Regions from separate parts of the Homo sapiens genome. Here region 2 is linked to region 1. The links are chromatin contacts, found by Hi-C in ENCODE. All regions are on one chromosome and are shown on one strand. Each heading gives the region's core, a stretch centred on a gene start or an enhancer-like site at or near the end of the contact. The rest is flanking DNA. Distances are from core to core; before and after follow the strand shown. Region 1 holds the start of PSTK (phosphoseryl-tRNA kinase). Region 2 holds the start of FAM24A (family with sequence similarity 24 member A).

The links. Hi-C counts contacts between places; a loop is a spot of excess contacts on that map. Pooled maps may share reads with other maps.
Region 2: a pooled map shows a loop between it and region 1 (10-fold over the local background). The contact joins the promoter of FAM24A here to the promoter of PSTK in region 1. A Hi-C loop is called at or near these places in 5 of 50 pooled maps.

Annotation. Positions count from the first base shown.
Region 1 is chr10:122,976,157-122,982,670 of GRCh38, reverse strand. It overlaps PSTK (phosphoseryl-tRNA kinase), which reads right to left and starts at 2,270. Exons shown (of 6, transcript NM_001363531.2): 1 at 1,976-2,270. The coding sequence starts at 2,191. RefSeq lists an enhancer at 1,939-2,258.
Region 2 is chr10:122,907,056-122,913,294 of GRCh38, reverse strand. FAM24A (family with sequence similarity 24 member A) reads right to left here and starts at 2,685. Exons shown (of 3, transcript NM_001029888.3): 1 at 2,476-2,685; 2 at 1,536-1,662; 3 at 184-533. The coding sequence starts at 1,660. The coding sequence ends at 341. RefSeq lists a silencer at 1,108-1,402.

The DNA.
Region 1 (6,514 bases), core at 1,021-3,520:
CACTGCCACCCTGCCCCATATGAAAATTTCAGCTCACAATACGGAACCATCTGTAGTTCTCTAACACACCTGGTTTCACATGACTCCATATATACCATTCCTTCTGCCTGGAAAACTAATGTTACTAGTGCTGTGTAAAGCTTTCTCAGACTCAACCATGCAGAAGGCAGCTCAGCCTCTCCCTTGCCCATCATGAAACCCCATTCTATACATATATCTCCACTCTAGCAGTGCTTACACAGTTTAAGCATTTGTTTACACTTCTCTCTCTGCTAGATCACTGTCCATTGCATACTCAGCCTCCAGCAGAGGGTCGGTGCTCCAGAAATGTATATTAAATGGATGACTGACTGAATAAGTGAATAAATGAAAGAACTTATTTATCATCCAAGAGAAAGGTGGAGTCAAAATAGTCTGGCTAAGATATAATAATGCAGGTTTTCCCCTGAAATGGGAAAGGTAGTAGACAGCAAAAAGATCAGGTGAAAAGTCTCTGGGTCAAGAAGAAAAGACCTCAGGCTAACAAATGAGTTGATATGGGATGGGGAAAGATGGAGGAAACAAACTGAGGGGAATAAACAGCTTGAGAATACAAGTAATCTTGTGCTGGTCAAGGGCTGTGGAGAATCCTGACATAGTTAAGAAATCTAAGCTGGAGGGAAAACACGAGGACAGGGGAGTGAGAACTCTCACTTGCCTGCCCATGCCTTACCACCACTGAGATTACACTACATACAACAAACACATCAGCTAAACCCACTAAATTGGAAACACATATCACTTCCTAAGTGAGCAGATGAGTCCCACAGTCTTTGTCCATAGGAAAAGCGTGGAAAAAACAACATAATACAAGTGAAGGGAAAGCCAGCAAATACAACAATCCCTATCGACAACTTTCAGCTTTCTCCGAAGTGTTGAAAATACTATCATCCAGGTCAATCCTGCGCTATCCTGACACTGCACTTACTTCACAATTAACCAAGAATGAGAAAGTAGATACACCTTGCTGGAGAGCCCATGCACCAAATGTACTGTATTTTTGTATATATACTTAGAAAGTAGAGTCACATAACATTTGCATTTGATTTCTGTAAATTCATCTACATTAGGCATTAAACAACAAAAATAATAATGTTAACATTTCAGAATATTTCAAAGAGTATTTACTCAAGAGTGAGCATGAGAAACACGAATGTAATCTACTCTTCCCCCAGTGGTCTCAGTTTCCACATGCTTCTCCAAGAGGATGTATCTCACTGTGCTGAGTGTGAGATGAGGAGGGCTTAAAGAGATGTATTTGGAACATACAAGTTTTTCCGTAAATACAAACCCATTACTTCCTCTGGTGGTCAACTAAGAAACAGCCATCCTTCCCAAAGCTGGCAGAGGCAGATTTACTTTGAGATGAACAAAGATTAAGCTTCATAGGTCTGATAATGCATTTGTACAGCCTCTTTCTATCGTTCTGAGGGACCCCAGAAATTTTGTTACTTATAGTTTTTATTCCTTTTCTTAAAGAGGATTCCTCAAATTACAAAACCTGAATCCACCCGTAGCTAGACGTTCAAGTTTTAGAACTTCTTTCCCTCTCCTAAGGAGAAACTTCCTAAGGGATTTTCGACAGTGCATTTGACTATAGGGGCTTTCCACCTTGCACGCTGACTTGAGAACCTGACCCTGTCTGAAGACTCAACTGTATAGAATATACAACATATACATGCATCAAATATACAGATAAGCATCTAAAATGCATCGTTCTAACAGTTGGCTTTGTAACCACTTTCTACAGCCAACGCATTCACCCTCTGCAGTAACTATGTTAACCCAGCTCCACTTTTCTCGAACTTCACCTCCCACACCAAGCAATGGGCGCTCATGGCAAATCACCCAGGACCGCGTGGACGCGAGTGTCCCCGCCCCGCCCCGCCCCGCCCCGCCCCGCCCCGCGGCCCAGGCCCCGCCCCTCCGTGCTGACCGCCGGTCGCGCTCTTGCCCCGGCGAGAAACGCGTCGGGCATGACGTCATCATACGCGACAACACCGATGGCCCAACCCTGCTCCTGCTGCAGCCGGTGGGCGAGGGCGCGCGCGAAAGTCGATTTTCCTGCCGCGGGGAGGCCACAGAGGACGCAGAGGCCTCGTTTCCGCGGCCCGTCGCTGCCGGTTCCTCTGATGTTCTCGGCGGTCTTCATGCTGCCCGGGGAGACCGGAGGAGTCTGGGAGCGTCGTCTCCGCTCTACCGTCTGCCCTGCGCGCACGCGCAGCGTCTCCGCCGCCTACCGGCGCAGTGGAGGAACTGGCCTAGCTGGGTTTCCGTGCGGCCCCAGAGGCACCTGCTCCACCGGTGCCCTGCTTGCTCCCAGGGACCAGAGGCTGGAGAGACCGCGGCGCTGCGTTCCTAGCTCCTGGACATTCCCAAGGGGTCCCAGAGTTAGGATTGATCTTCAAATAGAATCACCCTCCCTGCCGAAAGTTGCCAGCCAGTAGGATTGGCGCCTCAGTTTTGTTAGGATGAGGTCTTTCTGCTTAGGAAAATCCCAAAAGAGACGTTGAGCCTTTCCCTCCAGCAATCTTTCGAAAATAAGTTACTGGAAATCAAAGAATAGAAGGCGAGGCTGACAGTCCGACCACCGCGCTCCTTTGCGGTTCCCAGATGTGAAGAGTGCAAGGGCAAAGTAAACATTCGTTATTGTGCCCTCACAGCACCAGTGGGCAGCAAGCGTGAAGAAATATTGTCAGGAAAGGCACATCCACAGACCTCAATTCCAGTGCATGCAGACAGAGAACAATAGGTGTTTGTGTTAAAAAGTAATACTAAGCTATGGAGAGGTACAAAACAAGTTTTTGTTTTTTGTTTGTTTTTAAGACGGAGTCTCGCTCTGTCGCCCAGGCTGGAGTGCAGTGGCGCAATCTCGGCTCACTGCAACCTCTGCAACCTCCGCCTCCTGGGTTCACGCCATTCTCCTGCCTCAGCCTCCGAGTAGCTGGGAATACAGGCGCTTGCCACCAGGCCCAGCTAACTTTTTGTATTTTTAGTGGAGACGGGGTTTCACCATGTTAGCCAGGATGGTCTCGATTTCCTGACCTTGTGATCCGCCCGCCTCGGCCTCCCAAAGATTACAGGCGCAAGCCACCGCGGCTGGCCAAGTTTTTTTTGTCTGGGGGTGTGTTGTAGAAAAATTGAATTCAGATTACAGTTTTTTGTTTTTTGAGACAGCGTCTCACTCTCTCGCCCGGACTGGAGTGCAGTGGTCCGATCTCGGCTCACCGCAACCTCCGCCTCTCAGGCTCGAGGGATTCTCCTGCCTCAGCCTCCCGAGTAGCTGGGATTACAGGCGAACACCACTACTGCCCAATTAATTTTTGTATTTTCAGTAAGAACGGGGTTTCCTCATGTTGGACAGGCTGGTCTTGAACTGACCGCAAATGATCCACCCGCCTCGGCTTCCCAAAGTGCTGGTATTACAGGCGTGAGCCACCGCGTCGGGCCTAGATTCCAGATTCTTTTATCCTTATATTTTAGGGGATAATTCCTTCTTACCTGTAAAGGGTATGTTCAAAATGTGAAGACGTAAGGACAAAATCAGTGTATACTGTGTCAAAATATGACGAGTAACCTGCTAAAGCTGATATAATTTGTATGAAGCACTTACAAATAATCTCATTTTCCTTTGGACTGAAAGTGAAGAGCAATGAGTTAAACTCTTTATTTCATGACATTTTATCATTATTGGTCCAGTATAAGGTCCCTCTCCTTAATTTGCCCCTCCCCCACTTTTTTAAGAGACAGGGTTTTGCTTTGTCACCCAAGCTGGAGTGGAACCATAGCTCATTGTAACCTCGAATTTCTAGGCTCAAGCAATCCTCCTATCTCAGCCTCCTGAGTAGCTGGGACTATAGGCATGTGCCATTGAGCCTGGCTCCACTGTCTTTTATCTCCCATCCTCCACATCCACACCCATTTAACCCCTGCAGGCAACCGGTTTTTTTTTTCTTTTTATCATAGTTATTTTTGTTTTGGTTATGTATTTTTTTTAAATAGGCTTTATTTTTTAAAGCAGTTTTAGGTTCACAGCTAAACTGAGCAGAAAGTAGAGTTCTCATATACTCCTTCCCCTCCTCATTCATAACCTCCCCCACTATCAACATCCTTCACCAGAGTGATACATTTGTTACAATCAATAATCAATGAACCTACATTGACACATCATTATCACCTAAAGGCCATAGTTTACTATTGGTGTAAAATAGTTTACTATTGGTATTGGGGTTTACTCTTGGTGTACATTCTGTAGGTTTTGGCTATGTATAATGACACATATCCATCAGTACAGAATAGTTTCACAGCCCAAACATCCTCAGAGCACAGAGCACAAACATCCTCTGTGCTCCATCTGTTTATCCTCCCTCTCCTCTAACCCCTGACACCATTGATTTTTGTGTGTGTGTCTCTGTAGTTTTGCCTTGTCCGGAATAACATACAATTATATAATTGTAATCACACAATTTTAATTTGCTTCTTTTACTTAGTAATATGCATTTAAGGCTCCTCTATGTCTTTTTATGGCTTGACAGTGCATTTCTTTTTAGCCATGAATAATATTCCAATGTCTAGAGGTACCACAGTTTAGTTTTCCACTCACCTACTGAAGGACATCTTGGTTGCTTCCAAGATTTGGCAATTATGAATAAAGCTGCTATAAACATCCATGTGCAGGTTTTTGTGTGGACGTAAATTTTCAACTCATTTGGGTAAATATCATACCAAGAAGCGTGACTGCTATATCATACAGTAAGAGTGTTTAGTTTTGTAAGAAACTGCCAAACTGTCTTCCAAAGTGGCTGTACCATTTTGCATTCCAGTCAGCAATGAATGAGACTTCTTACTGCTCCACATCCTCCCTCATATTTGGTGTTGTCAATGTTTTGGATTTTCGTCATTCTAGTAAGTGTGTAGTGGTATCTCACTGTTCTTTTAGTTTGCATTTCCTTACTGACATATGATGTTAAACATCTTTTTTCTTTTTTTTTTTTTTTTGTGAGACAGAATCTTGCTCTGTCACTCAGGCTGGAGGCAGATCATGGTTCACTACAGCCTCAACCTCCCAGGCTCAAAGCAATCCTGCTGCTTCAGCCTCGTGAGCAGCTGGGACTACAGGCATGCACCACCATGCCTGGCTAATTTTTATTTTTATTTTTGTAGAGATGAGGTCTCCCTATGTTGCCCAGGCTGGTCTCAAACTGCTGGGCTCAAACAAACCTCTGCACCACCATGCCTGGCTAATTTTCATTTTTGTAGAGATGAGGTCTCCCTATGTTGCCCAGGCTGGTCTCAAACTCCTGGGCTCAAACCTCATGCCTCAGCCTTCCAAAGTGCTAGGATTACAGGCGTGAGCCACTATGCACAGCCAAACATCTTTTCATATGCTTATTTGCCATCTGTACATCTTCTTTGGTGAGGTGCCTGTTCAGATCTTTTTGCCTATTTTATTTACCATTTTTGAGATGGGGTCTCACTACATTGCCCATGCTGGTCCCAAACTCCTGGGCTTGAGCAGTCCCCCACCTGAGTAGCTGGGGTTACAGGCATGCACCATTATGCCTAGCTTCTTTTTGCCCATATTTAAATTGGGTTGTTTTCTTGTTGTTCAGTTTTAAGCGTTGTTTGTATATATTGGACAACAGTCCTTTTTACAAGATCCCTTTGGCAAACATTTTCTCCCAGTCTGTGGTTTATCTTTTCATTCTTGTCACAGTGTCTTTTGGAGAGAAGTTTTTAATTTTAATGAAGCCCAGTTTACCAATGACTTCTTTCATGCATCATACCTTTGGTGTTTTATCAAAAATATCGTCACCAAGCCCAGTCTTCTAGATTCTCTGTTATCCTTTAGTCTTATAGTTTTGGGATTTACATTTTGTTCTATGATCCATTTTGAGTTAATTCTTGTGAAGGAGGTAAAGTCTGTGTGTAGATATCTAGTTTCAGCACCAGTTGTTGAAAAGACTATTTTTTTGTCCATAGCATTGCCTTTGCTCCTTTGTCAAAGATCAGTTGACTGTATTTATGTGGGCTCTCTATTCTGTTCATTGATCTATTTGTCTATTCTTTTGCCAATATGACACTATCTTTATTATTATAGCTTTATAGTAAGTCTTGCAGTTGGCTACTGTCAGTCTTCTAGTTTTGCTCCTTCTTTAATATTGTGCTGGCTAGCCTAGATCCTTTGCCTTGCCACATAAACTTTAGAATCACTTTGTTGATATCCACAAAACAGCTTGCTGGGGTTGAGACTGTGTTGAATCTATAGATCAAGTTGGGAAGAAATGACATCTTGACAATATTATTTCTATTCATGAACACGAAATATTTTAGTTTATTTCTTTCAACAGAGTTTTGTAGTTATCATCATGTAGATTTCATGCATATTTTAAAAATTTTATACCCAATAAAAAGAAGCTTTAAATTTAAGTATTTCATTTTGGGGGGTGTTCATGTAATGGTATTGTGTTTCTAA
Region 2 (6,239 bases), core at 1,436-3,935, 70 kb after region 1:
AATGTCCTAATATCAATGTGTGTTTTCCTTGTAGGGTGGGAGATGTGCTGGACACTTTGATTTTCTAACTTTCTTTTACCGCAATGTAATATTACCAGCTAGTGACCCCAAATCCCAAAGTAGGTAATACACATATTTAAATAAGCGATGTTTATAACTAACAAAAATACTGGAGGCAGAGGATTATTTCCAATATTGCACATTTATTCAGAAGTACAGAAAATAACACTGTACATTATATAATAGTATGTAAACACTCTAGAACTTGACTTGAATAATAAAACATTCTATTAAGAAAGAAATATTGCTCATGAAGATTTTTGTGCCCAGCTTTCCCAAGTCAGAGGCCCTCATTTATGTCACAACAGCAAGGTGGCAGGGAATCAGAACTGGCATGCATTCTACAACCTTCACAGCACTGGAGAGATGGACAAGACTCCATGGTGGTGGCTTTGGCCTGGCTGTTCGTGGCCCAACACACCTTGTCTGGGTTGTGATTTTTTACAGCCACAGCATCAGGGTCCTTTGCAGCTCTTAAGAAAAGACACACAAAGCTCAGGCTTAGAATTTTTCTTCTCAGTCCATTTGTTAGAATTGTTGGGGGTATCTGGGAAGTTTAGTGCTGAAGCCAATCAAACATGAACACCAGCCCTACATTAAGGCTCTCTCCCTTGTCTCAAATTCCTCTTGAATCCCTTCCTCTCCTACGACTGCTATAAATGTAAACTCAGGTTACAAAAGTAAGGGTAAGTGAATTGCAAGCAATCACCCAGCTGGTGACTGCAGGCCCCCGAGATGCAGGAATGATGGGAAGGTGCTGCATTCAGCTGTGCCCCAGGCTCCGGGATGTGTCTCTGTGAACCCCTTAGAATGGACTGTGTCTGACAACCAACCTCTCTGGTACTTGAAGAGTCTTCTCCCCAAACTGTAATTGTCTTTTGTTCAACCTACATTCCCTTTTCTTTCTGCTGTCTCCCAGGATATTCACACATGTCAGCTGTCCCAGAGTCCTAAAGATCCACCTCTTTGTTCTCAAGGCCACCAGAAATAAATGAAGGAACACTCTGAGAGCTCCCAACTCAGGCAAGAGGAGATCAATCCAGCCCATCCTCCGCATGAGCACAAGGCAGAGGCTCATTAATGCAGTCTCCCTACGGAGTCTTCAGCCTACGGTGCCCAGGGGAGGTACTGGCCAAGGTGCTGAACAGAGTGGGGCACTGGCCAAGGTGCTGAACAAAGGGAGGCTTGGCCAAGGTGCTGAATTAAACACCTGATGGTAAACTCATTGAGGTCCAGTGACAGCCAAGCACCACTGACACTCACAGCCTTAAACTGAGAACATTCTACAAACCCCCGGCAGAAGGGTAAAAGATTTTACACTCAGCTGCCATTTCTGCCTTTTCAAAACTGCTTCTTGTTCTTGTCCTCACTCACTCAGGGGTATGGCCACAGCAGAAAGGAATGACCTTGCTCAAATAGGGAGTCCAGGTATCCCATTTGAGGAGGTGTAATTCATTTTCCCCCACATGACTCACTTTAGTGCCTTAGCTACTTTGAAGTAAAGACAGAACACAACACTTAGGAGCACCATCGCGGCAACCAGTAAGCTGCTTCCGATGCCGATCATGATCTTCGTCCTGAGATCAAACATCTTTGCCATGCCTAAGGAGAAAGTGCAGGGAAGCAGAACGTGGCCTTCCTCCCCACACAGCCACTAAACAACCTTCCGTTAGTAGAGGAAGAGTGAACCCCAGACACATGTAAACTGCAAGCAAATCTTTCCAGAGAGTCCTAGGATCCTAAGCTGGTCCAGGGGCAGACAAAAGGACTTATTTATGGGTAAAAATGGACTTAAATGCAAACTCCAGAGGGAAGGAAATCATAATGACAGACAGTGGGAAGAATCTTTCCCTCTCACAGGCATGATGTGCAGCTGGAAATGACCACAGGCCTGCCTTGGAGCTGATGACTTCACTCCCCACCACCTGGGCCCTGAAATATGTTCACTCAGAGGGTCAGAAGTCACCCCTCACTGTATATTAGGTTTAAAATTATTTTATGAAACTAAGAGAATTAGTTTAAAAAGTATTGTCCAACAATACTGAGAATATGAAAATCTATTTTGTAAGTGATAAGTATTTTGGGAAAAACAGTTTTCAATTTTCCCACCAACAACTGGGTTATCTCAGGGTTTAAGGAGATTCCTGACACTTCCAGCCAAACCTTTGCCAGGGCTCAGAAATGGGACGTGGTCTGCAGAGACCAGGAGCCAGCTTATTCAGGAGCCCCTGTCCCTCATTCTGTCTTCCTAGTAGACCATAGGCCTACCTCTGCCATTTTTCCTAGTAAATACTAAATTCTCCCAGGAAACCCAATTTGTTTGGAATAAGTAATTTGCTTAATCTAACACTGTGAAACTGAGGAACAGTGAGCCAGGAGAGAAGAATAACCAATCTGATAGCTAAGCATACTTACTACAGTTCAACCATCCAGAGCTAGATGAAGGCCAATTGTAACAATAAAATTAAGGGAAAAAAACCTCTAGGGCATCGGATATTTGGAACTTCTCAAACCTGTAATCTGAGAAAGAGGGACCTAATTATCCCTGCTAGGAGTAATTAAGATCCAAGGTTGAACAGCTCAGCTCACTTTTGGAAGCTCAGGCTCAGCCAGAGCTGGTAGAATGGGCCTATTCTGACATTCATGCCACAGGCTGTGTGACATCAGCTCTCGGGACACCAGCTGTCTTTCATGGAGTTCTGAATTCTATTCCATAGGTATATTTTTGCTTTTGTGAAATATAAATACTATTTTGAATCACTTAATTCTAAGTCTTTCACCTTTTCAGGTCTTATTTCCCTTCCATTAATTTTTGGAGTTTGACTGCTAATCAAAATCAAGTTTGAGATTTCAATTTAGCAAATAAAAGAAAAAGAAATGTGGGAAGGGTAAAATAACCTCACATTTAAATTTCAATTATAGAAGACTGGTTAGACTTTAGATTTTAGTTGCACAATGAAATAATATGGAGCCGTTTACTAGGATTCAAGCACACTTCCATTGACATGGGAAGATTTTAATGCTTTATAGTTAAAAAAAGTACAAAAATGAAAGTTGAACAGGATATCTGTTCTAGTCTGGTTTGTATGATTTTAAGGTACTTATATCCAGCCAGTGTAGTAAAATTAAATGAAGAGACACCAGGTTCAAGGAAGATTGTGTAGACATGTTTCTCCCTGCTAAGCATAACTATTATTCCTGGAAATAACACAAATCAAACAAAGGAGAACTCTGAAATTGGAAAGGAGAAAGCAAACTACTAGGGACCCCAGGCCTGGGTAAGCTCCATAGCAGTAGAACAGGGGAGGTAGACAGGCCTGGTGTTTTCCAATGCTCAATCTAGCTTATTCCATTCCCGGATTTAATGTGAGTCCTGCTGACAACCCCAGGCTTTCCCAGCAGCAGTGGCAAGTTGGGTGGATTGTGAACCCCATTGGCAATAAGCCTGCAGGGGAAGTGCTCATCTTCCTTGCTAGTCATGAGACTCCCCTCCTCAGACCCTGCAGGGATCTGACCACATTCAGTGACCTAGCCCAGGAAGCACTCTGTTCCCATGTGCTAGAGACCCCCCTGGACTCCAGGTGGCTCCAGCTTGGGGACCCTCCTTCTGTCCCTCAGGCAGCACTTTCGGGGACCTAGAAGCCCCAGTGACACCAGATAAATGAAGTAGACCAAAATATCACCACGAAACCTCTGAAAATTAAATTGGAATTGGAATCTAATCCCACAAAAGTAAGCCAGGATCTGCATGCTAAACCTAGTCAGTGACTAACTAATAAAATAAAATATTTAAATAGGACCTAGAGTCTCCTAGCATAAAGTCAAAATGTCCATGATTCAATGAAAATGGTATTACGGGTATTATCGCCCGTAATACCAATAACCAGAAAAGTCACGCCCGAATGAGAAGAGACAATGAATTGATGTCCTGAGCATGGAATAAGTTTGGTGTGGTCAAGGAACAAGAAAAAGGCCATTTGACTGGAGATGCATAAAAGCGAAGATGGCAGGAGAGGACTTGGAAAAAATTGGCCAAGGATACCAACATGCAGGGCTTCGAGCTCTAGTATAATCTTAGATTTTTTTTCTGCCTGTTACAGAACATCCTTGGAAGATGTTGATTGGGATTTTAGTAAGAAACTCATGCAACCTGGCTGGGGAGGCTGTGCTTTTAAACATAGACCAGTGGTTACAGAAGAGAAAACTGAGGTCAAGTAAGGTCAAATACTTTCTCCAAAGTTACATAACAAGTAAGTGACTAAGGTGGAAGGAGAATTCAGGTTTCTTTACCTAGTGTTTTTTCCTATAAGCCATCTTGAGCATGTATCTTCTGAGGGTATTTGGAGAGATGATCTCAGAATGGGCAGAAAACTAAAATCCTAGGCTTCCTTGCTTGATGAAGGCATGGGACTGTCTTTCAGTATGAGGAAGTAGGGACATGGGAAAAGGAAGGGGCAACTGGGCAGATGCTAACATTTGCTTTACCTTGAGAGGCAGCCATGGAGGAAGAGTTGCTTCACCTTTCCATAGATTTCAAATGTGAAAGAGAATCAATTCTAAATAAGAAGGTTCTACACCAAAACCCAAATGGGCATGGGGAACAGGAGAGATGAAAATAGGGAGAAGGAAAGGGGTCCTGGATTTCAAGCCCATCCTCACCATCTATTGATACCAAGACTAATAAAGCAATTCACCTCCCTAAGCCTGCTGCTGCTTTTCTGAAGTGAAGGGATAATGAATGGTGTGAGGTTTGACAATGATGGCGGTGGCAGCCTTTAGTGTCTCAGAGGTTTCTACAAGGACACATGTGTCACAGTTTGGAAAATTGTGATGCCAATGTGAGTAATTAACTCTTCTGCTGTGGCTCTTCTCCAGCCACAGGTGTGTTCTGCCCACAGGCTGGATCCAGGCAAAAGGTGTGAAAGTGAGGACAAGATTTTGAGGGAATCTTTACCAATGGGTCTCTGCTAGAAAAAGTCTGCAAATGACTGTTTAATTGGAATCATCACTTGGTTTCATCAGGTTTTAAGATTTCTGACTCCTCAACAAGTCAAAGAGCTTTACTACTTCTCTTCTGGATCCCACAGTTCTCATTTAAACAGCAACTTTCAGGAGCATCTCCTGAACACACAGGTTGCACAGACACCGACTCTGAGTTTTTGGAATCTTGAGTCTACTTCTTCTGAGACTTATCCATTTATTGAAGCAGCGTTTCTCTAACTTGCGTGTGCGTAAGAATCATCTAGAGAGCTTGTTAAATCACAGATTCTGGGCCTAACCATAGAGATCCGATTCATTGGTTTGGTGGGGGGAGCCCATGAACTTGCCTTTCTAAGCATCTCCCAGGGGAGACAGAGGCACAGGTTGAGGGGGACTGTGTTAGAGCCTGTGTTGGTCAGGGTTCTCTAACAGGACAGAACTAATAGGATAGATGAATACATAAAGGGGAGTTCATTAGGAGAATTGACTCACACAATCACCAGGTGAAGTCCCACAATAGGCGATCTGCAAGGTGAGAAGCCAGGAAGCCAGTCTGAGTCCCAAAACCTCAAATGTAGGGAAGCCAATAGTGCAGACTTCAGACTCCAGTCTGTATCGAAGGTCCAAGAGTCCAAAATCTGAAGAACTTGGAGTATGATGTTGGAAGGCAGAAAGCATCCCACACAGGAAAAAGATGTAGGCTGGAAGACTCAGCCAGTCTAGTCCTTCCAAGTTCCTCTGCCTGCTTTTATTCTGGATGCTATGGCAGCTGATTACATGGTGCACACCCAGATTGAGGGTAGGTCTGCTTCTCCCAGTCCACTGACTCAACTGTTAATCTCTTTTGGCAACACCTTCACAGACATGCCCAGGAACAATATTTTGCATCCTTTAATCGAATCAAGTTGACACTCAATATTAACCATCACAGAGCCCAAAACAGGGACTCCATGTTCAGCCTGTTGAATAATAGCCCTGGAATCTCCTGCAATGGTTCTTCAGGGACCACACCTCATTCTGCTCTGATTCCTTAGATCTGGGTTAGGGCTGTGGAACCTTCATGTTTAACAAGTCCCCCAGGTGATTCTGACAAAGAAGACTGTCTGGGGAGTGCGTGCTGGGAGTCTCTGGCCTCATTTCTGAAATTTAAGGCTGTCAGGCAGTTGGTCAGAGGCTACATGTACAGGGTTCTGCATTCA